Linked DNA regions of Homo sapiens: region 2 is linked to region 1. The links are chromatin loops, found by intact Hi-C in ENCODE. Cell type or tissue: Caco-2. All regions are shown on one strand. Links, peaks and the distances in the headings refer to the core of each region. The heading gives the core; the rest is flanking DNA. Region 1 overlaps ADD3-AS1 (ADD3 antisense RNA 1). Region 2 overlaps ADD3 (adducin 3).

Region 1 (15,174 bases), core at 3,148-11,147:
ATCAGAACGATACCATCTCCACTACCACCACAACAACGTCTACCATTTCCTGAGTACTTACCATGTGCTGGGCACCTTGTCACTCCCTTAACGTATTACCTACTTTTTTTTTTTTAATTTTTGGAGACAGGGTCTCACTCTGTTGCCCAGGCTGGAGTGCAGTGGTGTGATTTCGGCTCACTGCAGCCTCGAACTCCTGGGCTCAAGCGATCCTCCCACATCCATCTCCCAAGTAGCTGGGAATACACGTGCATCCCACCATGCCTGGCTAATTTTTGTATTTTTTTTTCGTTGAGATGGGGTTTCGCCATGTTGCCCAGGCTGGTTCCGAACTCCTGAGCTCAAGGGATCCACCTGCCTCAGCTTCCCAAAGTCCTGGAATTATAGGCATGAACCACCGCACCCAGCTGTGTATTACCTACTTTAATCTTTACCACAGTTCCGGGAGGAAAGCGCTACTAGCATCATTATTTTATAAATGAGGAGAATAAGGAGAGATTAGGTAAACACCCAAGGTGGTAAGGACAGTAAATGACAGTGCTGGGCTATGTGGCTTAGAGTGTCTCCCCTCAATCTTGAAGCTACATTGCCTTAAAAAAAACATATTCGACCTTGCATTGTCAATGACATATTTATGTACATGTTTTTGGACCCTCTCCTTGACATGGTAGACATAAGGTATCTAGCCTAGTGTCTGGCAGTAACTGCTTGGTGCTTGATAAATGTTAGCCATTATTGTTGTTGTTGTTGATACCAGTAATTATTTGTGATGTGGCCCAGGACAGTCTCACCTCCGCAATGCTGTTGCAGATGTAGAAGCATAAGAATGTGGCCTTACTGTTGCCAGATTTGGCAAATAAAAATATGGGATGCAATACTTGAGACGTACTTATACTAATACGTTTTTTGCTGTTTATCTGAAATTCAAAGTTAACTGGGCATCCTGTATTTTATCTGGCAACCATCGTCGAGAATCTTAATAGCAATCAAGGGAGATGAGCACAGCACTATGGAGCAAGAACAGTGTTCCCTGCTAAGCCATATGGTGCTGATTAGCAGTGTTGCAGGATTTCTGAGAAGGGAGGGCACAATGTGAACTGGGCAACCAGAGAAGGCTTCATAGAGGAGGTGGGACTTTCCAATCTAGCCGAGTGGGGGTTTTAAAGGTTTCTGGGCTACAGAAAGTGTTAGTGGAAATAGCAATAGACTAAGTGATTTCTAAAATGTGCTTATTATGGAAATAAATTCACAGAAACAGCTGAAAGAAAGGGATGATACTCCTATAAGTTTGTTTTTGTTTTTTTACATCTGGGTCTTGCTTTGATGTAAGTTGGTTTTGAAAGTACATAAGGCCAGGCGCGGTGGCTCACGCCTGTAATCCCAGCACTTTCGGAATTCAAGGAGGGCGGATCACCTGAAATCAGAAGTTCAAGAGCAGCCTGACCAACATGGTGAAACCTCATCTCTACAAAAAAAAAAAAAAAAAAAAAAATTAGCTGCGCATGGTGGCGCATGCCTGTAATCTCAGCTACTTGGGAGGCTGAGGCAGAAGAATTGATTGAACCTGGGAGGCAGAGGTTGCAGTGAGCTGAGATCGTGCCATTGCACTGCAGCCTGGGCAACAAGAGTGAAAATCCATCTCAAAAAAAAAAAAAGAAAAGAAAAAAAAAAGAAAGTGCATAAGATAATGAGTTGTCCATGACATTAACCTAAATTGGCCCAAGAAACACAATGGCTACAAGGCTGGAGCCTTCGTCATTCCTGGTCTCTTGTTAGGAGAAGTGGAATAAGCACAGATTTAACTTCTGAAGCCCACCAGGCCCCAGGGAGAAGCAGTTGAGGTGTGCTGAGGAATAGGATAAGTCTGAGCTTTGTTGGAGAAAAGAAAATGGGGCATACCTGCTGTCAAGGTGCTGCCCTAATCCTCTCACATGGAGATGTGAAGTCAGAGAGATCTGCACGATGCATTGCATGGATAGAGCAGCCATTCCATGCCTTTATGTGTTAGGCAGTGTAAATACTTGATATAATTTAATCCTCATAGTACTCATACTTTATATTGTTATCCTTATTTTGTACAAGTGGAAACAGAGGCTCAGAGAGCGGTTCATTCACTGCTGGTCATGCAGCTAGCAAGTGGCAGAGCCAGGATTCAAATTTAAGTCTGCCAGATTTCAGATCCTGTTCCTTCTCTCCTCCACCACCCTGACATGAGTCAGTTTTCTGCCAGTCATCTTTAAAGAAACATTCTTCTTGTCCTCCACTTAAGGGACAAGGACTATGTTCTCATCCCCAGTGATAGATTTCTTGTGGTTCAGATGGGTAACCAGATTACTCCTGGTACTCAGGGTTTCCTATCAATAGTGGGGCATGTCAGCAAGCCTTCTTTTTCATCCTCTTGTCCTTAGGAGGGCAAATTCTCCCCTGAGGCATGCCTCCCAAATCCCTAGGCGTCTTTTACTGGAGTGCTAGGTGAGTCCTCAGTACCACCAAAGCCCCCTAAGACACTTCAGTCTCTTAGTGACTTGAGAGACCCCATTTCCCCCCAGGCTCTCTGTGTTTGGTGTCTCCACCAAAGAAAGGAAGGGAATAAAAAACCCTTCCAATTAAAAGAACTTTCCAGGTGCAGGGAACAAAATCCAGGCAGATTACCGCTCAGGGCAGGCTAGCCGCTAGCTTTTGCAAAAGTCTAAAAGGAGCCCACTTATGGCACAGAGCAGAGGGAAAGACACTTCAAACTGTAAAAAGCAAAATGTTGTTAAAGGGCTATGAAAACAATCTATTTAATTTATTGGAACATGTTTTTCTAGCAGCTTTGAGTTGGAGCTGTGATTGCCTCCTGCAGGGATTTGTGACCTCATCCTTCCTCCCCCACCCTCCCCAAATGTAACTATAGGGTTTTCCCGTCATAACCTGACATATGGTTTGCAGCAGGAAGTGCGAAATCCCAGGAATGAGTAGAGACTCAGGTTTCAGACTCTAGAGAGACTCAGGTGAGCTGCAAGGAATGGCCTTTGTTTCATATAAAAACAGAGTTGAAAAGAGCGTGGTTGGTGACCTCCTGGTTTGGAATGAGGTAATTAATTCTCCAGAAACTCCCACCAGTTTCCTGGGCAACAAAATCAATGTGTTGTTGCTAGAAAAACTGGGAATAATAAATTGGTTAAAATTACAGATTTCCTTTAAAAAAAAATACAGACTTCTTCCTTACCAACCCAAATATAAAACAAAACAAAACAATTCCAAAACACACACAGACACACACACTCACACACACACACACACACACACACAATTCCTCTTTACCCTTTCACTCACCCTCACTCTTTAAAAAAAAATTAAGTTTATTGCTATCTAAATATTATCATGCTTGAGAAGATAAGAAAAGAGAAAGGTGGATCAAATCCCACGCAGAATTGTACACAGAACAAGACAGTTTTTGAATATTTTTTAGGCCAAATATTCTCACAGAGTGGGGTGATAGTAGGGTCAGCATATAGTATCAGAATTTCTGGGGGTGTCATAGGGAGGGGACCAGTATGAGGTCTTTGTTTATCAAAAAGCATTGAAGATTTCTTTTTTAAAAGACTGGAAAACTGCTTAGGCTGCCTTAGCTTTTTATCCATTTAAAAACCAAGTAAAGTTTTTGTTTTGTTTTGTTTTTGATGACCAATTTAAGAACTAGGTGAATGGTGAGGTCTCAGAAATCCTACTTACAGCATTTTCTGAACTCCTAGTTGAAATCAAAATCTATTTTTTTCCCCTCCCCTTCTCCCTGGGCAGCTGGGAATCTCTCATTGCATGGCCTGAGAACACAGACTCCACAGTCAAACTGCCCGGGTTTTACCCTGACTCTCTCTCCCTGCCATTTCTCATCAAATTTAAGATACTGTTGCTGTAAGATGAAATATTATTTTAAGCATCACCAAAAAAGAAAAAAAGTGGTTAATTAAATTATGACACAATGCTAACGTGCCATCAGTTGTAGGACACATTCTAATTTCAGTGATGTTAAAATGTGACAAAAATTATTTTAGAATTGATGAACTATGGTGTTTGTTTAGGAAATTTAATCTTTCCCTAACTTGACATCTCTCTATTTCATCTTTTCATTTAAAAAATGGGAATAATAAGGGCTGGGCTCGGTGGCTGACACCTGTAATTCCAGCACTTGGGAGGCTGAGGCAGGCAGATCTCAAGGTCAGGAGATCGAGACCATCCCGGCTAACATAGTGAAATCCCATCTCTACTAAAAATACAAAAAAATTAGCCGGGCGTGGTGGCGGGTGCCTGTAGTCCCAGCTACTTGGGAGGCTGAGGCAGGAGAGTGGTGTGAACCTGGGAGGTGGAGCGTGCAGTGAGCCGAGATTGCGCCACTGCGCTCCAGCCTGGGCGAAAGAGCAAGACTCGGTCTCAAAAAAAAAAAAAAAAAAAAAGGGAATAATAATGTACCTACCTCAGGGTTGTTGTGAGGATTCAAGAGTCGGTTCATGTAAAATGCTCAGAACATTCCTTGGAACATAATAAGTGCTCAATTAGCTATTGTTATTATTCACTATATCCCACTCAAGTCGACAAATACTTGCTCAGTTGAAGTGTGGAGGTTTTCCTGGTTGTCATTCTACTAGGGGAAAAAAACAGCACAGTAACACCCACATATTGCAAACCATGATTTTAGAGAAATAAAAGCAGGCCAAATTGGGAGGATGGTAACAGATCGTTCCTCTCTGCCTTGGTCTCTGGGTGAGTTTTTCAAGTACACCCTGGTTTCCACAGAAAAGCGCCTGACTCCTCTGGTGATTGTTCTGTTATGGGAAGAGTTTTTGCATTCATGATGCTCTTGTGGATTATTTTTGCCAAGTTTTTTGTTGCTCTAAGCACTTCCTGGAGCCACCCCAGCCATAGGAGGATTCTGACCTCAGAGGGATGCCAGGCGGGGTTTGATGCAAACAATCCATGCTGTGCATGGGCCAGATGGTTCCACACAGCAAACACTATTATTTCATTCACAAAAAGTCAAAAACAAGCTGATTTCGCCATTTTAGGCCTAACGAACGGAAAAGTGAACAGCCCTTTCTTGATAGGCAGGCCCATCTTGATGTAACTCAAGTTTTGCAAATAGAAGAACATAGGTGCAAATGAGAATTCCCAAAGTAATTGCTGGCTAGATGTAGATGGCTCCGAAATAAAACCCACAAGGGCAAGGCTCCAACTCCACATATGTTTTCCAGTCTCTTGGAAACTTTTGCATTTTGTTGTTGTCCTTAGCCTTCTGCTATCCCTAACTTCCTCCCAAGGTTATTGAAGAAATAGATATTTGGATGACTAGAATGTGATCTAGCTGGCACAAATTTAAAGACACATGGCTGTTTTTGTACCCAACCAAGTTTGATCAAAGAAGAAACCGCGTGGGAGTTGGCACACTGGGGCTTAGGATATCTAGATCCAGAGTTTGAAAAAGCACAGGACGGGGTTTAGGAGGCCTACGTCCTTGCCATCTTTTGGGTGATCCAGGTATCACTTTCCACCATACTCTCTTCATCTATACTCTATAGATAAGGAATCTAAGGACCAGTTCTTAGATTCCTTACCTATAGAGTATCTTCTAGCCCTACATCTCTATGAGTAAGGAATTTCGTAAACACTTTGGTCTGTTGGCATCTTTAAACACCCCACGATGGTTAATTTTGTGTGTCAACTGACTAGGCTATGGTCTCAGTTGTTTGGTCAGACACTAGTCTAGATGTTGCTGTGAAGGTATTTTGTAGATGTGGTTAACATTCATAATCAGTTGACTGTAAGTAAAGTAAAGTGGATGACCCTCCGTAATGCAGGCGAGCCTCATCCAATCCAGTTGAAGGCTTTCAGAGTAACAACTGAGGGTTCCTGCGGAAGAAGAAATTCTGCCTCTAGGCTGCAACATAGAAATCTTGCCTGTGTTGAAATTCTGTTGGCCTGCTCTAAAATTTTAGGCAGAAGCCTGCAACATGATTCTCATTTGAAGTTCCAGTTTGCTAGCATGCTGTATGGATTTCAGACTTGCCAGCCTCCACAATTGCATGAGCCAATTAAAAAAAAATAAATCTCTCTTTTTCTCTAGCTACAGCCATTTGCCCTGGCTCACCTTGCCCTTGACCTCCCTACCTGACCTCAGTTCTGGCTTATTTTTCTGTGTTTGCCTCACCCCTCAGCTCTATATTTCTAGCTTCAACCTTGTGCTTTTCACCTAGATGACCATTATTTAAACTTTCTTTTTGGCCTTGGCTACCATTTATTTCCCTGAATAAAACTTCCTCTGATCTTCTTCCAACTCCGAGACTTCATAGATTGACCCAGAGGGACCTGGACAGGTATGACTGAGCTCAGCTTTGTACAGGCATGACTGTTTACATGCTCACAGCCTCCAGGGCTTCTGCCTTTCGGTGCTTCCATGGCTTACAGCATTCTTGTCCTACATACCTCTGCTCAGAAACCACCTCCTTTATACAGTGTTCTCATACTTTTACAAAGGGTTAAAAAACAGCAGGACTCATTTCCACCTCCTGGGTGTTGAATGTCTTATTCATGTCACAGGAGGCATGTGGTTACAAGAGGACATGTTTGTTAATTAAATGGGAGTGTGTATAATCACCCTTATTCACAAGGGTGATTTTTAAAAATATGGGTGTGTGTGTGTGTGTGTGAGGTTTCTTCACAGCAAATGTTTGCAAAGCTCTTGGAGATCCATGGAAAGAGATTGCTTGGCCAACCCCAAGAATTATTAGAAATACAGGCTTTGCTGTTGTTGGCTCTACTCTAGAAGACTCTTATCATATAACAAGTGCTTGCGTTTATAAGGGGCACTGTACAGGAAGTCTAGGGTGTATTATGACTTCAATGCATTGCCCGTCTGTCAATGTCTAAAGAGTCCTATATATGGTCTCAGTCTGCAGTGTGTTTAAGACATTTAGACATTTTCCTCTCCCTTGTACTCTAGTGGAATCAGGCTGAGCTTGTGTTATATAACACCACCGTCCTGCTCTGTAATGAGCAACTTCTAAAGAGGAGGCAGCAGGGGAACAAAGCCACCTGGCCTTTGCCAACCTTTCCAGGCTCTGCCAGTGCACCTGCAGAGAGCTCCGAGAGCTCGGCCTGGAAGAGAGACTGGCTATTATGTTTCATTGCGTGAGATGACACAGTGCCTTTCCAGGACAGGTTGGACTGAAAAAATCTCTGCCTTTATTTCTTGGCCAAATTTTATCCAGGGTCTCCCAAGACTTAGGGAATCATTAAGCAGCTGCTTCATTGAACCCCTGCCTTTCACTCTCACCTCAACTGCTTTGAGAAATTTGATCGACTCAGACAGAAACATGAAATATTCATAAGAAGCTTTCGGTGAGCAGTGTCTCAAGAGCTTGCAGGGCTAAACTGGGGAAATGTCACATGTTGGTTTTACACCTCAGTAGCACTTGTGCATGGTCCGTGTCCGACCCATTGGTGTACTAAATCAGACTGAAGTTTCATCACTATGCTTTGAGTATAAGACAAATATCACTCCCTCTCATGTTGCCTGCTATTGCTAAAGTAGGAGAGGTTATCAATTAGGGCCCTTTCTGTTGGGACAGGAAACCCAATTCAAATTGGTTTAAGTGAAGAATGAACTGTATTGAATCAACAAAAAAGCCCAAGGCTAGCTGGCTTCAGGAGTGGGGCTTCAAGGCTCAAATGAGGTCATCAGGGCTTGGTCTCTCTCCATCTCTAGGCTCTGCCTTCTCTTTGATTGGCTTCATTTTAAGCCTCCATGTTGTGGGCCCCAGTAGTTCCAAACTCCCCCTTGTGGTGGCAAGATGGCAACAACAGTTCCAGCCTCCATAGCATAAAGCAAGGGTCAACACATTTTTTCCGTCAAGGTGCCAGAGAAAAAAGATTTTAGGATTTGTGGACTGTGTGGTTTCTGTTGCAGCTACTCAGCTCTGCTATTATAGTGTGAAAACAGCCATAGATAATACATAAATGAATGAGCATGGCTGTGTTTCAATAAAACTTTATTTACAAAAACAGACACTGGGCTGGATTCAGCCAGCCAGCTATAGCTTGCCTACCCCTGTTAACTACATAGAGTTGTTGTTGGAAAATGGCTGTTCAGCGGGGGATGTACCTTCTGGCTTCTCTTGTAATTGGATATGGCCATATGACTGAGTTCTTGCTAAAAGAACCTAGGTGGAAGTTATGTGGACCCTTTCTAGGTCAAAACTTGTAATAAACAGGTATGCCCCTTCACATTCTTTACCTTCTGCAGCTGAATGCAGATGATGAAGAAGTTTTAGGAGTGGCAGAGCCACAGGGTAAGGCAGTCTGATTCCTGAATCACTGTGTGAAGTGGACCCACTTAATGACCAGGAACAACTGCCTCAGACTGTTACGTGGGAAGGAAATAAATTTCTATTGTGTTTGAGTCATTATACATTTTTGATTTATTTTCAACAGCAGTTTACTTACCTTAAGTAGTAAAGAAGTCAGTGTCAGAAAGAGTGCTAATGTATGAAATAATCATAATATGTAGCACTCAGTAGTTGTGCCATGGGAAGCAAGAAAACAGAATAGGCTGAAGAAATGGTGACCTGTGTTATGCCGTGGCAAAATAGTTCTTAAAACTATTTGGAAGGCCAAGCAAATATCTGCTGTCCCTGTAACTCTAGGGAAAGCCATTATAAAGAGATAGAACATTGTTGTGTGTTACAGTTGAGTTATTTGCTGCTTATTGCACTTTATTACTAGAAAAATACATTCCCTGGCAATAATTGGCCAGTTTATAAGCAGAAACAAAAGAGAATAAACAATCCCCAAATTTGGAAAAACCTATTGATTCTGGACACCCAACTGGAAATAGACTGAATCAGAAAACAAAAAAACAAAGACCAAAAAAAAAAAACCAAAACCAAAAACACAAACCCAATTGCCCTCCTCTAAAAAAAGAAAAAAACTTTGAAAGGAGAAAAGCCCATTAAGAAATCTCAGTTAAATATAGCAACTCGACTCTGCAGCAAAGGGCTCCTTTCCACCCAGACCTATTGTTCAGATGGTCTCAAGGTGGCTGCCATTAAATTGAGAGAAATCTTTGGAGACAAGGAAGAAAATAATTTGGGCTTCAGAACTAGGTCTAGGAAAGAACTCTGGGTGTGGTTATTGGCACTTGGAATTTACTGGAAACAAATAAACGAGAAACTTTCTATTTTTGAGGGAATTGTATTACAAAAAAAAATCACAAGCTTGGATGAAATAATCTTTGATTGGTTAAGCCTTACCCTTCCGTCCTAAATTTGTATGAGCAGAAAGTGAGCTGTGTTAAATAAAATTTACAGGAGGCTGTTGGCTTGAACTGAGCTCCTGCACTGGGCCCAACAGACTAAATCAAAATGGAGTCACTCATGCTTAAGTTCCACATCACCAAACTGAAATTAAGTTGTTTATGTGACCTTCCAAAAAACCAGGAGAGAGAAAGGGATAACAGTTAAATCCCCAAGCAGGCCAGTTTTAGCAGACGTAAGAAAGTCCCCTCTGCACCAGCCTGGGCAACAAAGTGAGACCCTGTCTCTACAAAAAATAAAAAATTAGCCAGGCACGGTGATGTACATTTGTAGTCCCAGCTACTTGGGAGGCTGAGGCGGGTGGATCGCTTGTGCCCAGGAGTTTGAGGTTGCAGTGAGCTGTGATTGCACCAAAGCACTCCAGCTTGGGCAATGGAGCAAAACCCTGTCTCAAAAAAAAAGAAGAAAAGAAAAGAAAAAGAAAAACAAAGCCCCCTTTGCTTTAATCTTTACCCTTTACCAGAAATGTAACTTTGAGACAACCAATCCACATTTTGTTTCCTGTGTCTGCTTTCCTCAGCTCTTTTCTGTCTGTAAAACCAGCCTCCTCTGCTTGGCTCATCAGAACACTCACTCTATTTTATGGGATGAAGTGTTGCCCGATTCTAGAATTGCAAATAAAGCCAATTAAGACTTTTGCATTAAATTTATTTTAATTCTGTATTTTGACAGCTGTATAAAGGGGGTACAGTCTTCAAGGAGGACACTCCAGAAGTGGCTAAAAAAAATAATGGACATGGAAGGATACCCAACAGGGTAGAGTAAGGGGCCCTAAACAAAAATAGACAAAAAATTCTTCCCAGAGAGCAGATTAAGGACTAGGTAAGGAATTTATCTCCCCTGCCAGGCAGAGGGTCTTTACACTGTTGGCCCAGCAGAATTCCATCATGCTATTAAGTAAGTACTGTGTTCTTCTCATTTTTCTTTTTTTTCTGAATGGGAGTCTTTTTGCAGATATCAGGTCTTGGGTCCACCACAGTATAGTGGACATGTGTTAGAGGGACAGGTAACTGGTCTTTGAGTTCATCAATTGCTGGACCAGGAGGAACCGCATATAGACCTGATTAAGAAGACATTGTGTCCTCAAGCATCCTGGACTTTGAGGTGGATGTAGTGGCTGAATGGGACTTTGGGTTTTCTTTCCTGAGGAGGGCATGGGTGTAGTCTCCATGAGGGAAGAAGGATGCAAATGGACAGTTGGCATACAGGAGGGTGGACTGTGATAGACTGATAGCTGTTTACTAAAAATCCATTTCCTTTTCATCCTGAACACAGCTAGACCACACGTTCCTGGCTGTACAAGCAGTTAGGTGTGGCTACATGATTGAGTTCTAGCCAACAGAATGTGAGTGGAAGTGATGTGGGTTGTTTCCAGGCCAAGAAGCCAGTGTGTCCTCTCCTGGCTCTCATTCCCTTCCTGCTAGTTGAATACAGATAATCATGAGGCCCAAGACCCTAAGGAACAGTGCAGCCAGGAGTCGGAAGGAGCCTGGGTTTCTGAATCATCACATGGAGGGGAGCTGTCTTCAGCTGGGAGAGCTGTCTTCAGTTGGATACTGGGTGAGTGAAAAATAAACTCCTATTGTTTTTGAGCAATTATAAGATTTTGTATGCTCGTTACCACAGCTTAGTTTATTTAATTAATATAAGAAGCAACATGATCTCTTTTTCTCTGTGTGTGCTAAACATGTTCTCTCTCTGTAGGCTGGCTTTCGTTTCAATTCTGCATGTAACTCAGTTGTTAGCTGGAGCTTCCCTTTCCCATAAGGTCTAGGTGAAATTGGAATGATCACCTTATCATATGGGTATCTAAAGCTTTCCCAAGATATTTCTGAATTCCCAATGGAGCTTCTGTTTTCTGTTTTTAAAGATTCCTTTCCCTTTTGAAGTCTTCAGCTCAAATGGTCTCTCTCTGTCTCTCTCTCTCTCTCTTTTTTTTTTCCTTCTTCTTTTTTTAGAGATAGAGTCTTTCTTTACTGCCTGGGCTGGAGTGCAGTGGCACAATCACAGCTCACTGCAGCCTGGAACTCCTGGGCTCAAGCAATCCTCCTGTCTTGGCCTCTGAAAATGCTGGGATTACAGGTGTGAGCCACCGTACCTGGCTGGTCTCTGTTCTGTTCCACCCTTTTTCCTTTTTTTTTTTTTCCTTTGAGTTACACATGCATACATATGTACTTCACACTCACACAAATTATTTATGAGAGTAAGAGATTGTAGTGAGAAATTGGTGAGGAATAAGTAGAGGAAGGGCTTACACTCACAGGGGTGCAAACCTCAAATGAAACAGACGTGTCACCACCCTGAAGTCACCTACCACTGGTGAGTATCCCTGGCCCTTCACTTCACCTGGCCCCAACTTGTCTCCTTAGTTTTCATTCTTCTCTCTCCCTCTATTTGTCATTTTCCCCTTTACTTGTACCAAGAGCCATCAAAAGCCCTTGGATATTCTGGGAAGACTAACAAGTTGGTACATTGGGAAATCTAACAATTGGATGCTTTTTCAAATTGCTACTTGGAGGAGAGGCAGAATCCTGCCTGGGGTACAAAGCAAAGTAGAAGGACCACACTCAGCCTCTGTCATCCTGAGCAATTCAGCTCTGGCCCCAATATGCACAACTTACTAAAATAGAAGAAATGCATAGAATAAAATAGAATAAATGGATTTTGCTCAACCCACCCTTTTTAGAGTTTTGTTTGTTTGTTTGTTTGTTTTAAACAACTATCTGTCTTTATGCAATCATGTCCCTGGGGACTCACCCCAACCCCATATGGCTTATCAAAGTGTTCATTAAAAATGTACCCTTCTCTTTCTGAGTTTTGTTAGCCTAAATTTTCCAATTTTCTTTGCATTTTTGGTGACATTTAAATTATCCTAATGAGGTTTCACTACTGCTTATAGATTGGCATTCCAGGCAGGTCTACCAGCTTCCTCCTAATATAGGATTGCTCAACTCTTTCTCTACATTTTAGGAGAAAAACTGAGAAGATTTCTTCTTTATTTCCAGTGGAATGTCTTTTGTCCTTCTCTGATGTCTTGGCATCAACTTATGTTTGTTATTGAAGGATTTCCTGAGCAGCTTATCATGGTACTTTCATATACAAAGATAATTCTTTCCCTAAAATAAATTTAGGTTCTAGCTGGTAATATCATAAAAGCTTTTTTTTTTTTTTAACCTTGTTTCATATGTACTTGATAGAATGCAGTCATTTTAGCCCTGGAACTAAATTAACTTTCAACTCCAGCGGGGTTGTCATGTACAGTTGTATAGGTTGTACACTAAGCCACCCTAGGGAGCACCTTTTACCTATAGTCTATGTCACTGGTAATTTCTTTTTTTTCTTTTTTTGAGATGGAGTCTCACTCTGTCACCCAGGCTGGAGTGCAGTGGTGCAGTTTCGGCTCACTGCAACCTCCGCCTCCCAGGTTCAAGCCATTCTCCTGCCTCAGCCTCCCGAGTAGCTGGGATTACAGGTATGTGCCACCACGCCCGGCTAATTTTATTTTGTATTTTTTTTTTTTTAGTAGAGGTGGGATTTCACCATATTGGCCAGGCTGTTCTCGAACTCCTGACCTTGTGATCCACCCACCTTGACCTCCCAAAGTGCTGGGATTACAGGTGTGAGCCACTGCACCTGGCTGTCACTGGTAATTTCTATAGTTGTGTAGTCCACAACCTGTACAACCATATGTTGTATAGTCCTGTCTCAAGGACCACCCACCATCCAACTAACTATTAATCTCAATGGCCAAATTCCAAATTTCTGGAGGAAAACATTTGGTGGTCCATTTTGGGCCAGTTGTCCTCTCTTCTCCAATCAGATATGCTCAGATTGGAAACATCATGTTGTAGGCACATATGTCCAGAGCCTCAATGCCTTTGGAGAGCCCATCTGGGGGAAATGGGAAACTGTTCTCAGAGAAGGGGTTGTATGAGAAAGGCAGACATTTCAAAACACGGCATTACCAAGGGCCAGTGATTAAAAAAATGAATAGTCCAAAGGTATATCGAATATAATCTAAGCTGATGTTTTTCAAACTATGAGGTATGACCCATTAATGGGCTATGAAATCAATGTAGTGAGTCATATTTCTAAATAACATAGAAATGAAATAAAAGAGATTAGAGATTAGGAAATATTAGCATGCAACCTACCTAGTAAAGGTAAACTAGTATATAAAGTGTGGATTGTGGTGCAACATGATCAAAAACCAAACCAAAGCCCAAACCATTTCACTCCTATCTGCCTGCCCACAGATTTGATGCAGGTGCCCTAGGGACATTTATCTGAGAGGATCTTTCTAGGCCTTGTCTCCCTCACTACTCCTGTGATCTTGCCTTATTTTCCTTGCTGAAACTTTGTTTTGAATCTGATTCCTGCTCCCCATTCATTCAGGTCTCAGACTTTCTTTCTCTCAGCTCCATGTCCAGGCCCAACTCTGGGAAGTTCAGCCTGGTTTGACTCCCCAGCGTCCCAGGAAGTGAAAGTTGAAAAAATTATAGCACTGTGAGTTGCCAAGCCCAGCCTTCCTTTGCCTCACTTGCTAGGAAATCGAACCCTTCCTTGGTTCCTGAGCCCACCCTTATCTTGGCAGATGGTTGGTTGGAGTCTCCAGCCTGCAGAAGTAGGACCTCAATTTAGTTGTGCTCATCTGAGCCCAGTATCCCAATGGCATGGCTTATGTCCCAGAGGCTTGCTTGCTTCCTGAACTACAGCCTATGGCTACCTTTGCCTAATTGAAACAATTGAACTTTTGCTTACATTTTCTGCTCTGTATTCTCTGTGCTATGGTTTTGTAAGCCAAGTTGTCCTGGAGATTGGACAATGTCGTTAACATCTCCCTCTTCCCATTGATAGGCACAGGTTATGTCCCTTGTCTGGATGAACCCATGAGCAGAATCCTGCTGCCTGCCTGTCTTCCAGAACCCCCTCCCACATGTTGCCCATGGAGATCACCTACAAGCTTGCTGGGGACAACAGTTTTGTGCATCAGGCATGTACATGGGACCACCCTCCTCCTACTTCTCACACCCATGGATTCCTTCTCTGGATCTATGGGTTTATTGTCTGTGGCTTCCTATACCTGCTTCCTGTCTCTTGATTTTGATGACTAGTTTGGATGTCCTTCTCTGCATCCATGGCCTTGGTTCTCCTACCTCCTTTCTTTTTTGAACTGGCCAAGCCTTCGAGGGATATCTACAAGTTCTTCTAATAATTCCCCTTATATAGGGTTGCTGGATTTAGCAAATAAGAATACAGGACACCTTGTTAAATTTACATTTCAGCTTAGCAACAAATTTACATTTCAGCTTAGCAATAAATAATATTTGCATGTCCCATGCCATCTATGGGACATACTTCTATTAGGAAATTATTCACTGTTTATCTGAAATTCAGATTTAACTGTGTATCCTGTTTTTTATCTGGCAACCCTACACCTACAGTTCCTTGCTGAGGAAATGGCCTTAAGCTCTTTATGCACAGGTAGGTGGTCATGCTGTGTCCCATAGGACCCCACCCCTACCCCATCCCCAACGTCATAGCTAATTGGATCAGGAGTGAGCACTTGACCCAAGGTCAGCTAGTGCATAGGTTGGCCCATAGTCTAAAAAGTAGCCTGGTGCAAGACCTTTGCACTAGAGGGAAATAGTGTTTAAGTGAACCAAATCAGAGGTTCTCCCTCAGTAGTCAGAGAGTAAGAGAATAATCAGTAAGAGAGAGTGAGAGAATCAGTTGGTAGGAAGAAAAAAGCCAAAAGATACATAGAGAGAAAAAAACAGTAAATACAATTCATGAAGTCGTAGAAGTCCTGAACAAGCTGCTCTAT
Region 2 (15,174 bases), core at 4,563-12,562, 58 kb before region 1:
TCCTGTGTTAATTTGCTTGGGATAATGCAATGCACAAAAGTTTAAAATTAAATGCAAAAACACAGCATAGGGGAAGCACCTTCATTTGTAAACAAAAAGACTATTCTTTAGCCAAAATGGTGACTATTCAACCACTTCCAAATTCATAAATGAAAACAAATTTAAAGACTGGACGATTGGGTAACACTTGAGCAGTAAAGCAGATTAAGAACTAGTCAAGTTTCTAAAATGTTTATGTTTGGGAAGAAAAATATACCTTCAAGACTTGCTGAATCTACTTCATTTCTAAGTAGTACAAGTGTTCTCTTTCCTCTGTCATAAATCAGAGTATTGGAAATGGAGTCAAATGCCACATTTAGATTTCGACCCTCAGTGACTATATATTTCTTCAGCCTCTCCATTGTTCAGCAAGTTGCACAGATTTCTGCCTCCAAAATGTCCCATTCCTTCCTGTCTTAGTCTGTTCAGGCTGCTATAATAGAATACTATAGGCTGGGTAGCTTATAATATAGCAACAAACATTTATTTCTCTCAGTTCTGAAGCCTGGGAAGTCTAAGATCAAGACACTGGCAGACTCAGTGTCTGGTAAAGGCCAGCTTCCTTGTTCACAGATAGTTGTCATCTTGCTTGTCATCACATGGAGGAAGGAGTGAGGGAGCTCTCTGAGGTCTCTTTTATAAGGGCACTAATCCCTTATAATCACTTCCCAAAGGCCCACCTCCAAATACCATCACACACCAAATACCATTCTCTTTCAAATCTCAAAGCCATGGTCTTAGTTCATTTGCTTATCTCTAAATGCCTCCTAACCTCTTTGCCAACACACTCTCTCTCCATCGTGACTTTCTTCACACAACCAAATCTCAGAGACATTTGATTATGCCTCTTCTCAACTGAAAGAGGTGCCACAGAATAAAATCTAAATTTCTTAAAGTAGCACCCAGGGCCTGCATGATCTGGTCCTCTCAACCTCACTATTCCTACTTCCTCTCCCATATCATAACCATCCCACAGACTTACGTGGCTTTGCATATTCTAGTATTATGGCCTATAATTCACCCTCCTCCCCAACAGCTTGAAATGCTACTGGATTCTCTAAAGCTCAAGTCAAATGCCACTCTCCTCCCTGAATTGTTTCTCCCCAATGAGATATTTCCCTTCTCTGTGCCCACCTGTACTTCCTTTGAATTGTTGCTATAGTATAGCTCGCAGGTTTGTGTTGGAGTCTGTTACTTACATAAATGTCTATCTTCACCACTAAGGTTTTTGTCTGGTTCACATATGCTTCCTTTAAAATACTGAAAACTTATCAAGCTATGACTATGCAGCCATTCAAATAATATGGACCACTGTTTTCTAGAAGTTTTCATTCTAATAAAGAAAATTACATAAATATATATATTTGAAATAAAATTAGGAGGTGAATTTTATGGTATGTGAATTATACCTCAAAAAAATAACTTTACGATAAGTGGTATATGAAAGGTAATTTAGAAATATTTTAGCCAACCCAGTATCATCCTCTTTGATGGTTCTGTTTTTTTTATGAAGGTAAATATAACTTTGGGTTGGCTAAAAAAAATTATTGGGAATTGGTTATTCCATATTTTAAAATTATAGATATGGAGAAAAAAGTAGACCATCTTTATTGCTTAAGACCTAATAAACTTATTCATAAGACAGTTCCAACTCTCTGAAACCCATGGAAAGGATCATCATAGAGGCTTCTTCAGCTTCTCTAGATCATCCCTGACAAAATCAAGTGTTAAAAAAAAAATTAGACTCACCCCTGAGTTATCAAGTATCACAAACCACCTCCTGATTTCTACCTGGACAAGAAAAGCATCTTAACCTAGCCTCTTTAAGCAAAGCAGGCTAAACCAGGTTGAGTGCGGTAATTCTTGTTTCATCCAACTTTCTACTGGGAAAACAGTTCTGTTTTAGAAATAAGGTCCACATAAGTTATTTTAGTTATTCTTCCATACATCTGAATTTGCACGCACAGATTTTTTTTCCTGGTATTTTTAAAAACTTGAGACATAATTCATATACCATAAAATTTACTAATAATTGTACATTTCAGTGGTTTTCAGTATATTCGCAATGTTGCACAACCATCACCACTATCTAGCTCCAGAACTTTTTCATCATCTTTCCTTTTCAAAAGGAAACCCAGTACCCATTAAGCTGCCACTCCCCATTTCCCCCTCCCTGCAGCTCCTGACAACCACTAATCTCCCTTCTGTCTCTATAAATGTCTATTCTAGACATTTCATGTAAGTGGAACCATATAATATGTGGCCTTGTGTATCTGGCTTTTTTACTTAGCATGTTTTCAAGGTTCATTTATAATATAAAATGCATCAGTAATTCATTCCTTTTTATGACTGCATAATATCCCACTGCATGGATACCGCATTTGTTTATCCATTTATCAGTTGATAGGCATATGGGTTGTTTCCATTTTTGGGCTATTATGAATAATGTTGCTATGGTCACTAGTGTACAATTTTTTTGTGGGAACACATTTTCAATTCTCTTGGGTATATACCTATGAGAAGTGCTGGATCGTAAACCGTTACCATTTTTAACCACGTTAACTCTGAGGAACAGCCAGACTGTTCCATTTTTAAAGGGCAGTAACAACACTATTTTTATTTTCACATTTTGATTAAAATAAAGTTGTTCAATCCCTAGAGAAAATGGTTTCCTTCAGGACCAAGTGTCCTTAGCAGTTAAAATAAATTCAAGGTTTTATAAGATACATTAAATCCCTTCAAAGCATAAAGATGTATAGAAATACTTCAAACCCATATTAGAGCAAAGCTTATTCTAGTCATCAAAGGGATTAAATATGCAACCATTTAAAAAATGGAGGAGGAAAATGACAACTCACAAGTTTATATAGTCGGCCTATAATTATGCACTGATCTCTCCTCATAGCAACTTGCAAATAGATGTCTAACAGACATTTCAAATGAATGTCTCAAACTGAACTCTTATTCTCTCCCATTCTCCAAACTGCTCCTTCTTAGACTTTTGCCTAGGCCCAAAACCTTGGTGTCAAGTTTGACTCCTCTCTCTCAACATATACCCCCATATTTCAGTAAGAAAATCCTATTGATTCTATCTTTAAAATATATCCAGAATCCAATCAATTCTCACTACCTCTACCAGATACATCATCTCTCACCAAGAGTATTGCATTGACCTCCTAAGTAGTTTCCCTGCATCTACACTTGCTCACTATGGTCTAGTCTCAAAACACAGCCAAAATAAACCCTTTAAACATCTGTCAGACGGTGCCACACCTCTGTTTGAAGTTATCCAGTGGCTTCCCATTATCCCCACCACGTTCTGCTTCATCCATGCCAGTTATGCTTGGGCCTCGGGGCCTTTGGCTTGTTTCCTCTGCCTGCAATGTTCTTCCCCGCAGACATCCACATGCATGCTCTCTCATCATCTTCAAGGTCACCTTCTCTGTGAGGACTTTTCCTGGCTGCTCTATTTAGGTCTGCAATTACGCCCAAACACTCCCTTAGTTTCCCTTCCCTGCTCTATATTGCTCCATAACATTTATCACTAACGTAACACATACTTTATTTCTATTGACTTCCAAGAATATAAACTGCATTAGGGCAGGAGGACTTGTCTGTTTTGCTTACTGCCAAATTCTCAGCACTTAGAATGGAACCTGACACATAATAATTGCTCAATAAATATTTGTTGAATGAATAAATGAATAAAGGATGCACCGAGCTGCTCAAAAAAATAAGGGCTAAACAGGTCACAAATATGTATGAGGAACTAATATTACTACATCTAATAAAGTTCAGATGAGAGTGGAAAGCATTTATGGGAAAAGATACCACAATGTTTCTACAGTTTGCTTTAGGAAAAGTTGCTATCCTTGCTCATTTCACGTATTTTGGAAAGAATCTGTCCTTTGCCAAAGGCTCTAGCTTCCGAAGAGCTGACAACAAACTCTGGGAGTTGACAAGCTCCTGGGGTAATGATGTCCTTCTCTTAAGTGCCACATATACATAGAGCCAAGGACCTTCATGGTCTTCATCTTCTATTAGCCCCATTCCCAGAATCTTCACACAGTACAATCATAGGTTTCTTGGCCACTCTCCAAGTAAACCTACAAACTGGTGAATTCAGCTTCTTCAGAAGCATAATCACAGCACCTTCAAGCACAGATGAATCTTAAAAAAATGCTTTATCCCAATGGCTCACATATTTTATATAAAAGAAAACTAGCCAGGCACAGTGGCTCACGCCTGTAATCCCAGCACTTTGGGAGGCCGAGGTGGGCGGATCATGAGGTCAGGAGATGGAGACCATCCTAGCTAACACGGTGAAAACCCGTCTCCACTAAAAATACAAAAAATTAGCCGGGCGTGGTGGCGGGTGCCTGTAGTCCCAGCTACTCGGGAGGCTGAGGCAGGAGAATGGAGTGAACCCAGGAGGTGGAGGTTGCAGTGAGCCGAGATGGCGCCACTGCACTCCAGCCTGGGCAACAGAGCAAGACTCCGTCTCAAAAAAAAAAAAAAAGCAAACAGAAAGTTACTTGCTCAAAATGTCTTGAATAGAGTTACAGTAAGAATTTTTCAAATAGTAAGGGATAAACATGACAAGTCTGAGTGAGAGAACTGAGACACTTTGGAACAAATCTAAAATCTGAAAACGGACAATGTTATTTTACAAAAATTTTAAGTGAAATGGTCATATCTCGTATCAACTCCATCCATCCATCATCCACATATTAGATTTAAAAGTTATATAACAGACATTGACAGAATATGCTCTAGCATTAGGCAAACAAAGTAAATGATGGACAAATACAGATTTTTAAAATCGTACATCTCTTCCCCAAAATGAGGCTTTCCTTGTCCAGCGCTGGGAATGATGAGGATTCCTAAAGTCTTTCTATTAATACTAACTTTCCTAAGCATTACTGCCTTCAAAACAGATGTATAAGGATATTCCTATAAAAGCAGGAATTTTCATATGGAGTTAAGAGGGAGCACTGTTAAAAGTCTACATGTGACCACCACTGCCACTCCATCCCCTCCCTTCACTCCTGCCATATTCTAATGTATTTCCTAGGGAGGCCAGTCCTTGGCACTGCTACAAATAAGTCTTTGCTGTAGCTGTTAAATGCCTTATAGTGGCAAGATATTGTGAACCACTATTATAAACTATCTCCCATCATGCTATAGAAAAAGAATCATTTTCACGGACAGTAATTTCTGGCCAAAATCCTTTCCATCTTCTCCACTTAATGAAATCTTAACTCCTCCTTCAAGGTCCACCCTTGTTCTTCTTTCCCATGAGGGCTTTTCTGACCACTCCAACTCTTTTTTTTTTTTTTTTTTTTTTTTTGAGACAAAGTCTCACTTGTCACCCAGGCTAGAGTGCAATGGCGTGATCTCAGCTCACTGCAACCTCCGCCTCCCAGGTTCAAGCGATTCCCCTACCTCAGCCTCCCAAGTAGCTGGGATTACAGGCGCCTGCCACCATACCTGGCTAATTTTTATATTTTTAGTAGAGATGGGGTTTCATCATGTTGACCATGCTGGTCTCGAACTCCTGACCTCTGGCAATCCACCCACCTCAGCCTCCCAAAGTGCTGGGATTACAGGCGTTGAGCCACTGCACCCAGCCCACTCCATCTCTTTTCTTGACCAGTTGACCTGTGGCATTTGTTTTCTGTATCTGTCATCTGGCATTCATCACACACACTGGCAAGTAACATATTTTGCATTGTTGTTTTAGTTATTGCTGACCATTCCTATGTTTGACTGGGAAAGTCTGAGTCTCAAGGAGTGATGTATCTCATAGCTTATGGGGATTTTCTGGAAGACACATATTAAAGTATAATTCCTTACAGATAAAGGAGAAGGACCAGAAGCCCTAAGGGTGACTGGGTTAAGAATACACAGCAAAACCATCATTTAACTGCAATTTTAGAAGCTTTTGGTTATACCAAAACAATGATCCCCAACCTTTTTAAACAAGATACCTTTTATGCTCAAAATGTGTTAACAAACAAGACCATTACTCATAATAGTAGTCAGGTATTAAATATCTCTTAATTTAAAAAATACATGGATTCAATGAAGTTTTAGTACATACACGTAAGGTATGGTACTTATTCAGTATACAGAACGTACTTGGTATGCACAAAAACTTGGTTTCCCCTAGGACCTCAGGATGGCACATGGTTTAATTTTATTGTACTGTGGACATGATTATTGCCATATTGAAAAGTACTACCACATAAAAATATTTAGAAGGAAGCAAACTAAATATGTATATATTATACATACAAAAAACAAATCCCCACTCCCCTACAAAAAATAAACCCAGCCAAAACCTCTTCAGTAACTCTTCCCATGAAGGGTATATTTTAAGCACACGCCCCAGGGTGAAACAATTCACTTCATGTTTCAGTAAACTTTTCTTGTGGTTTTAAATATAGCAGAAGGAACAAAAGTTAACATAGACAAAATCAAATAGAAAACATTTGGAAGTTCATCTCATGTATACGTCCTGATTCTAGTGAATTCTCAATCGTATTTACCCATGTTACCACTTCCTTAAAAACAACAACAGAAACCAAGAACCCCAGCATCAGTATTTTCCAGCCAAGGCAGAAATATCATTCTAATCTTGGTTCAACTCTTCTGTGCAGTCACCAACAAAAATAAACATAAATAAATCAGCAGTATATAGCATAGTGCTTAAGGGTATTAGCCCTGACCTCAAATCTTGGCTCTGCCCTTTGTTAACGGTACGATCTTGGGCAAGTTACTTCACTAAACTTTGGATAATTTATGTGAAGTGCTTAAAATGATCCTTGGCAGGTTTTAAAGGCTAACAAAAATGATTACTAATTAAGTAATTACATATAATATATATAAATATGTAACAATCAAGTGTATTTTTATAGCAACAATTTCAAAGCTTCCTTTCAATTCATATTTTCAAAGTTCCTTCTTGTCTGGCTTTGACAAGCCTATTCCAGATACCTTAAACCTCCACTGACCTGTAACTAGTTCTACTACCTCCAGTTCTACCCATGGCTGCTACCACAGTAAGTTTTTGGAAAATAGGGAAAGAAAAAACAAACAAAAACCAGGAAACCACTACCATACACCAAAACAACAACAAAATCTACTTTGAAACAGTGAATTCACTCAAGTAGGAATCATTGCCTTACAAAATGAGACAAAAAGGGCAGGAGAAAAAAACAATCGAAGTATTCAAGTATTCTTAAAACCCTTACCTCCAGTTAGGCAAATGATTTGTTTGCTGATTCTAAGCCCAAGCAGATTTTAACATCATTATTGTCTGCAGGAGCCATCAATAACCAACCAGACCTGCTATTGAAAGACTGCTCTCATTAAAATAATTTTCTTTACCACTTAATTTAATTTCACCACTACTCGGCTGTTTTTAACATAAGGCTCAACAACTTCTTCAGGTTTCTCTTTTCCCATGCATTCCAACAAGTACTGAATTAGTTCTTCATCATGTGTTTAGGCCTCCTGCTGGGAAGCATAATTAAAATTAAGCAGGCAACAATTCCACTTGGTACTAAGATCCTGTCAAATCCTCCAAATGAAGCTGGGCCTGGTTTCTCCAGGAACTGGCTGAGTTCTGTAAGGAAAACAGGAGCTGCTCAACTTGATGCTGGCCATTCAGTAGATGGCACTCTTCCCTTTGAGCCCAAATTAAACAGCCCCAAGAAGTATGTCCTGTTACATTCAGGTGTGACACAAAGCAGGGGTTCTCTCTTCAAAGCACTTAACTGACAGTCACAATCCCTCCTGAAATGCTGACTGGTCAAGGCAGACACTCTAAAAGAGCACAGGGACGTTTAGATTATAAGACATCAAACAATATAAAATCATCTAACTTAAGTGATTACCAATTAATCAGCTTCTCAGAGGTTATTACTATCTCAAGCAAATACACTGTTCTTATTGAGGCATAAAATGTTCCTTCCCTATTACATTCTGCTATAACAGTGACAGCCTTTCTGTGGCTAGTGACCGGACCCTTGTCTATCGCATGTTTTACTAAGGTATTTAGCTATGGCAAAGTGCTTAGAGAAATAAGATTTTATCATTATCAACATTCACTATGACAGATGAAGTAAAAATGTATTACTTTCAGCATTTTTAACTGAAAATAAATTTGATGTCCACTTAAAAAAAAAATCAAACATTCTGCCAGGCGCAGTGGCTCACACCTGTAATCCCAGAACTTTGGGAGGCCGAGGCGGACGGATCACGAGGTCAGGAGATCGAGACCATCCGGGCTAACATGGTAAAACCCTGTCTCCACTAAAATATAAAAAATTAGCCGAGCATGGTGGTGGGTGCTTGTAGTTCCAGCTGCTTGGGAGGCTGAGGCAGGAGAATGGCATGAACCCAGGAGGCGGAGCTTGCAGTGAGCCGAGATCAGGCCACTGCACTCCAGCCTGGGCGACAGAGCGAGACTCCATCTCAAAAAAAAAAAAAAAATCAAACATTCTAATATGAAAATTAGTGCAGCTCTAGTTTTTCAAAAAACAAGTATTTTTAAAGCAATGAATTTCTAATTCATTGATAATGTGTACTTTAATAAATAATAGCTCCCAATTATTAAATGTTGAGTAAGGTTTGTCACACTTCTATTTTGAAAATCTTTATTCGAAATTTAACAAGCAGACAGTTGTGGAGAAAGAAAAAAATTCCTTTTAGTGCAATCTCCAATTTAAAGCTAAAATGTTAAGCAATCAGATAGAATTCACCTTAAAAATTCTACCTTCCCATCCTGGCCAACATGGTGAAACCCCATCTCTACTAAAAATACAAAAAATTAGCCAGGCGTGGTGGCCCATGCCTGTAAACCCAGCTACTCGGGAAGCTGAGGCAGCAGAATCACTTGAACCAGGGAGTCGGAGGTTGCATTGAGCCGAGATCACGCCACTGCACTCCAGCCTGGCAACAGTGCGAGACTCCGTCTCAAAAAAAAAATTCTACCTTCCCTTAGGAAAGTGAACTCAACTCTGACAATAAAAACTGTAAAAGAAGGCTGGACGCGGTGGCTCACACCTGTAATCCCAGCACTTTGGGAGGCCGAGGCGGGTGGATCACCTGAGGTTGGGAGTTCGAGACCAGCCTGACCAACATGGAGAAACCCCATCTCTACTAAAAATACAAAATTAGCCGGGCGTGGTGGCGTATGCCTGTAATCCCAGATACTCAGGAAGGCTGAGGCAGGAGAATCCCTTGAGCCCAGGAGGTAGATGTTGCGGTGAGCTGAGAATTGCGCCATTGCACTCCAGCCTGGGCAACAAGAGTAAAAAACTCTGTCTCAAAAAAAATAAAAATAAAAAAACTGTAAAAGAAAGGCAAGGTAAGAGGTACACTGTTTTCACCTTTAAAAAGTTGGCTGTGGAAATAAGGAATACGAACAATGCATCAACTTCATTGCAAATCCCTTTCTACCTCCCATTTGTGCAGCTCAGGCAATGAAGCATTCCACTCATCCAAGGCACTTATGCCCAATCACAACTCCATTTGAGCTCTGACCATTGCCATTTTCCAACCACCTCCTTAGATATTAAAAGGCTGACCTTCTAGAATTTTTTTGTCATGTATTAAGACAAATGAGAACAGAAGTCACGATGCAGCTAACAGTTGCTCACTCTAACTTCCTAGGGCGTAAAAGTGGAGTGTTCTTAGAAGTCCCTGGGGAGGCCTTGACTTCCAAATTTACTTCCTTAGATATACCAAGTAAGCCTAACTATCTTCTTCAGGAGGATGAGTAAACCCAACTTTCTGCTCTAGCATTTAGTCATTCTAGCAAATCAAAAGATGATAGGATGAGAATATTGAATGGAAAAGGAAAACAGAAATGCTGTCCTTGCTCAGGATGAGCTGAGCCATTGTGGAAGAACTGCACAGAAACACTGCTAATGGTGACAAAGACATACACCGAGTTCCCATGACACTAAAAACTCAGCACTTCTCCAACCTGATTGCTTTTACATTGTTTGAGTTCCACCTCCTCTAGTAGGTAACCAACAAACCACCACAGAGGCAGAGTTAAACAGGCTGAGTCACTCACATCAGCACTCTCCTCTTTCATTCCATCTGAAAAGGTGAGCACTTCCTTTGGTGAGGGAGGGGAAAGTAAGAAATCACAAGAATAAATTTAAAGAGGTATGGAAGCTTAAAAAAATAATTTCGTGTATATTACTTGGAGTTAGGTTATCCTGCTTAATCCACTGCTTGCCTTAACGTATCTGTGATCACTGTTATTTTATTGTTTCACTAATATAGTATACTTCTTGAGACACTGGTTTTAAAGACATTATGTTACTGTCCTTAAATTTCTCAGAAGTGTTTTTACCTCCTAGCTGGTTGAGGGAAATGTTTATCCTATGGAAATTGCATATGCCCACTGCAGAAAAAATTGAGTTTCATAACCCTAGATTAAAACCTTAGCCTTGGCCGAGTGCAGTGGCTCACGCCTGTAACCCCAGCACTTTGGGTAGCCGAGCGGGGAGGAACACTTGAGGTCAGGAGTTCAAGACCAGCCTGGCCAACATGGCAAAACCCCATCTCTACTAAAAATACAAAAATGAGCCGGTAGTGGTGGCAGGCGCCTGTAATCCCAGCTATTCAGGAGGCTGAGGCAGAAGAATCGCTTGAACCCAGAAGGCAGAGGTTGCAGTGTGCCGAGGTCACACCACTGCCCTCCTGCCTGGATGACAGAGAGAGACTCCATCTCAAAACAAAACAAAACAAAAACCTAAAAATCCAAAAAAACCGTAGCCTTGTTTGAAGAGGTAGTCATCTTAAATGCCAGTTTATGTACCGTATACAAACCAATCTCCTCAGGCCCATTTTCATTGAAAGAAAAAAAAAAGTAAACATAACATATGGTGCTGATGCAGATCAGTCTGACTTCAAGTAAAGGCTCAATTTAGATCTAACCTTACCTTAAAGATATAAACCAGGCCTGTGGCTCATGCCTGTAGTCCCAGCTACCTGGGAGGCTGAGGTGGGAGGATGGCTTGAGCCCAGGAGTTCGAGACCAGCCTGGGCAACATAGTGAGAGCTGTCTCAAAAATACAAAAGAAGAAAAAAAAAAAAGATATAAACATATGCCAAGGCCTATACATCTTGTACAATAACGGTTCAGCTTTTAGTGGAGTTAAAACTAAGCAATATTATCTTCAAGAAACAAACTTACAAGAACAGTAAGCCTTTTAAAATCAAAGAGAGGTTTCATCCATTTTATACCTTTTGGTGATCATGCTACTACTATTTGGATTATGCTAGACAACTCTGAAAGCCACATTCATTCTTTAAGGTTTCTAGGATACTCTAAATGTATTCCTTCAATGCAGTTAAGTAATGTCCTAGAAGCCTGAAAGGAATTGTTAACGCAGCTTTTCAAACATACTCAACCAAAAACAGTTTAAGGAAACAAGGGGCTCTGATTCTCATTATCTGTGCTACCATCTAAGACTTTAAGTTAAACAGTACTTTCTTAACATTTAACATGTTTTCAACTGGCAATTCAATTTTGAACTTTGAGACTGGTCCAGATATTCAGCAACATTAAAATACACATGAAATAAATAAAAGATCCACAAACCTTTTTTCTCCAACACTTTTTTCCCACATAAAGGTATTACTCTATGCATACTGTTGGTACTCAATAAATATTACATTAATACACCAGGTGAATAATTTTTAACTTTACCTAAAAGGAAGAGAATCCCTCAAGTAGCATGGTTTGACATACGTATACATAGACACACACATCCATAATTAGCTACTGCAAGAATAAAAAATAATCATATTCATCTAAGGGATAACACACTTTTTCGTTCAAGCAACAGCCAATGAAAGACTTCTAACCTGTATGTTTTAGAGGATTCTTGATATATACAACCCATTACAGTAAAAAATTACAGTAAAAATTTGAGACTGTCTTGGCATTTGGCCAAGAGAACTGAATCTCTGGCAGAACCTGAAAGACCTCATAACAATCTCACCTATAAACACTCTGGCATGGACCCGGAGTTCAAACCATAGAGTATTAACAAAGAAGACATAAAGTATTAAGGCACTTATTTTGAATCTCAATGACATGACAGTCTAGGACTGTCCAATTAATTTTAAATTGGGTTTAAATAACTTCAAATAGGTCTACGTTTAAAAGGAAGAATAGCACTCGATTAGATATTTAAAGTTTTTTTAAAAATTCAAACTCTACATATTTAATATTTTCAAAGGAATCTGAAAAGCACTAATTATAACAAAAACAGTGTTTAGTGTGAGAAACAGATTAGTAACCTGTGTCTTCAATAAAGCTTGCACTTTCTCAATTCAACGCATGCTTGTTTTTAAACATTTTTTCCTAACATTACATTGCACTAAGTTGTCAAATGACATTTCATCTATCTACAATAATTCTAAACATTACTTAAAACAGCTCCTAATTTAGTTTATAATTTGTTTGACATATCAACTACAATGGTGAAGCAGCAACACACAGTTCCTTGAGGAATGTGAATGACAAAGTATAAGCCACAAGTTACATCTTTGCATTTAGGGTTCATTTTAGGAAGCAACTCAGGTGGTATTTAGAACAAACTTAAGTTAAAATTTATCTCAGGTTGATATGATGTTGGTAATCAGAAAGGTGATAAGGTTTACTGATTTACTGCAGAACTGGAATCTCCAATGGGAATTAGTGCCCTCTGGGCCACCTGGGGCCCTACATATCTGGTAAGCTTCAAAAAAAAAAAAAAAGACTTTAGTATCTTTAGTAATTAGAAAGATAGCACACTCTAGCACAAACTCTAGCACCCTAAACATATGTTGTGTATCAAAAGAGAATACCCTTTCAATGTCAAAAGGTGACTGTATTTAATGCGGATTAACCACCACTCCTTAGATTTAAGCATAACTTGGTGGTATTAATACCAGAGGATGTGGTTAAACAAGACATGTGCACCTGATAGTCGTGGGAATACTATGAAGACCTCTCACTGGTTTGCAGTAATTACCATGAGCTCAATAGCAACAAGGGGCAGTGGTTACATGGGCTCACTCTTGGGCCAGACTCTGGCTTCAGAACCAACCTGTGTCACCTTGGGAAGATACTTAACCTCTCCATGCCTCTGTTTAGCCACTGGGTTGTTGGAAGGACTAAGTAAATTAAATCATATAAAACTCTTAGTGCCTGGCACAGAGGTTAGGCAAATAAATATTGGCTATTACAAATATTTGCTGAGTCTTCACATGCTGGGTAGCATGACCTAACAGCCTTCAAAAAGATATGTCACTTTACATACTGATAATGATAAACACAAAAAGCACTGAATACAAACCCCATTCTAAGCACTTTACATATAACAACTCGGTTAAGCTAAAGTTCTGATGTGACTGTTCCCCAACACGCTACACAGTTTGTTCAGAGCCAGGTTTCTATGCTTTTATGTGATTTCTTCCCTCAAACACTTCTTATACTCTGATGACATGCATACATGCCACCCAGTACTGCTAACCAACTGCTTTGAAATGGGAGAGATTAACCAGCTAACCACCTGTAGGCTTACATGTGACAAAAGCACTCAGACATGATAGGCCTACTTCAGGAAGCCTCAAAACCTCAGAAGTTGGGCACCACCCTGTATCTAGGTTTTAGGATTGTGTGTAGGAGTTGGGCTGTTGCTGATGTTATGTTCTCTTGGTCTCAAAAGACATTCTGGTTTTACAAAGGCCAGATCTACACTTTAAACATAATTAGGCAGAATTCACATTCATGCCAGCATAATATTGAAGAAAGGGGTGAGACAGCAAAGTGTGTAATTTTCTCCCTTTCAGTCAATGCTTGAAACTTACATTACGAAAATACTATCCTTCTATCATGCAAAATATTTCCCAAGTGTCATATGATCAACTATGTCAAATGTTCACCAAACATTTCCTGATATCATATATGTAAAATGTAGCAATACATTGAATGTCTCATAACCAACTATCTCAAGAACTCCTTCAAATTATGTTTAACATTCAAAATAGATACACCCGTTTCTTCTTTAAAAACTATTACCAACATGCCAGCACTTCTGGGCACCTTAAGTGTTATCACAGACTGAACTCTTCAGAAAGATGAAGAGTTAAATGTAGCTGCCTTTATTTTATCCTGGTCCTCCTTCCATAAAGTTAATCTGCTCCATTTAAGCAAAGGAAAATAAGTTATAATGCAAGTACAATATAATGGAGACTTCGATATAAAAACTTTCTACAAATGCTCCATTTATAATGTTCCAGTTATTTATAGGGTTAAGTAACTTAACCCTATAAATGGGTTGGTCCCATAACTTAATTACACAAATATTTTTAACAGTCAAGTATTTAACTTGAAAACGACAAATTGCACTGTACTCTTATTTTTTCAATCTTTAAAAACACTCTCACTAGGAGTCTTCTAAAGCCAAAATTAGGAACGTACCCTGCACTATGTAGTCAGAAGCCATTCCAAGAAAAGCAACCATTTAATACTGCTAAATCTAAAATGCTACATAATTTAACGTAAACTTGCACGCACGTGTATGTAGCTAGTCCCATACCCCAGAATCTTATCAATTCCTTCCCCAAACTTGCATATAATCCTCCCTCAAAGCCTCTTGGCTAAGTTAAATTCCTTAACACTCTACCAGGTTAATTGCAACAGCACATGTGCCAAGGAAATTAGTGGTTTTCCTTGCGCTCCCATTTTCAACCGGCACCTACTTGCAATTAAATCTCTGCAACAAAAAAGTTCACCTGAAGCCGTTCTTGCCATTTTAAAAGAGGCCCAGATTATGCTACCTGTCTGTGGTCTTGCCTAAGCTATAATAGCCTACCTCCAAAGAGGCTGGACGTGCCCCAAACACCAGCACACCAGACCTGCTGCCAACTTCGCTTGTCACCCCTAGCAGGAAGCTCAACCTAACATGTATACGTTTGTAGGGGCGGTGTGTTTGTGTGTGTCTGTGTTGGGGGGTGGGGAAGCGGATTATAGGAGAAAGGTGACTGAACACTTTCAACTTGTAACAAAAAAAATTTTTTTTAAATGAGGAGAAAAACAACTAAAACCAACATTCG

Evidence for each region. A loop is a pair of places that touch in the nucleus more often than their neighbours do. Peaks named below come from ENCODE experiments on the same cell type or tissue, not always from the same donor. Only the 100,000 strongest peaks of a DNase experiment are listed, where the experiment ranks them.
Region 2: it touches region 1 in a loop (8-fold over the local background); 19 of 110 quality-filtered maps call a loop at or near these places.

What each region holds. Positions count from the first base shown.
Region 1 is chr10:109,949,489-109,964,662 of GRCh38, reverse strand. ADD3-AS1 (ADD3 antisense RNA 1) reads left to right here. Exons shown (of 5, transcript NR_038943.1): 3 at 10,772-10,907. Among named protein-coding and RNA genes, the nearest start is that of XPNPEP1, 34 kb to the right of the region's middle. RefSeq lists enhancers at 7,634-7,763, 8,014-8,063. In Caco-2, for the core only: a CTCF peak has its summit at 7,796 (motif pointing left); a DNase peak (open chromatin) is centred at 7,812.
Region 2 is chr10:110,008,742-110,023,915 of GRCh38, reverse strand. The region is part of intron 1 of ADD3 (adducin 3); the gene reads right to left. Among named protein-coding and RNA genes, the nearest start is that of ADD3-AS1, 7.9 kb to the right of the region's middle. RefSeq lists enhancers at 8,732-9,537, 9,958-10,017. In Caco-2, for the core only: no CTCF peak of the experiment used is centred there; a DNase peak (open chromatin) is centred at 7,709.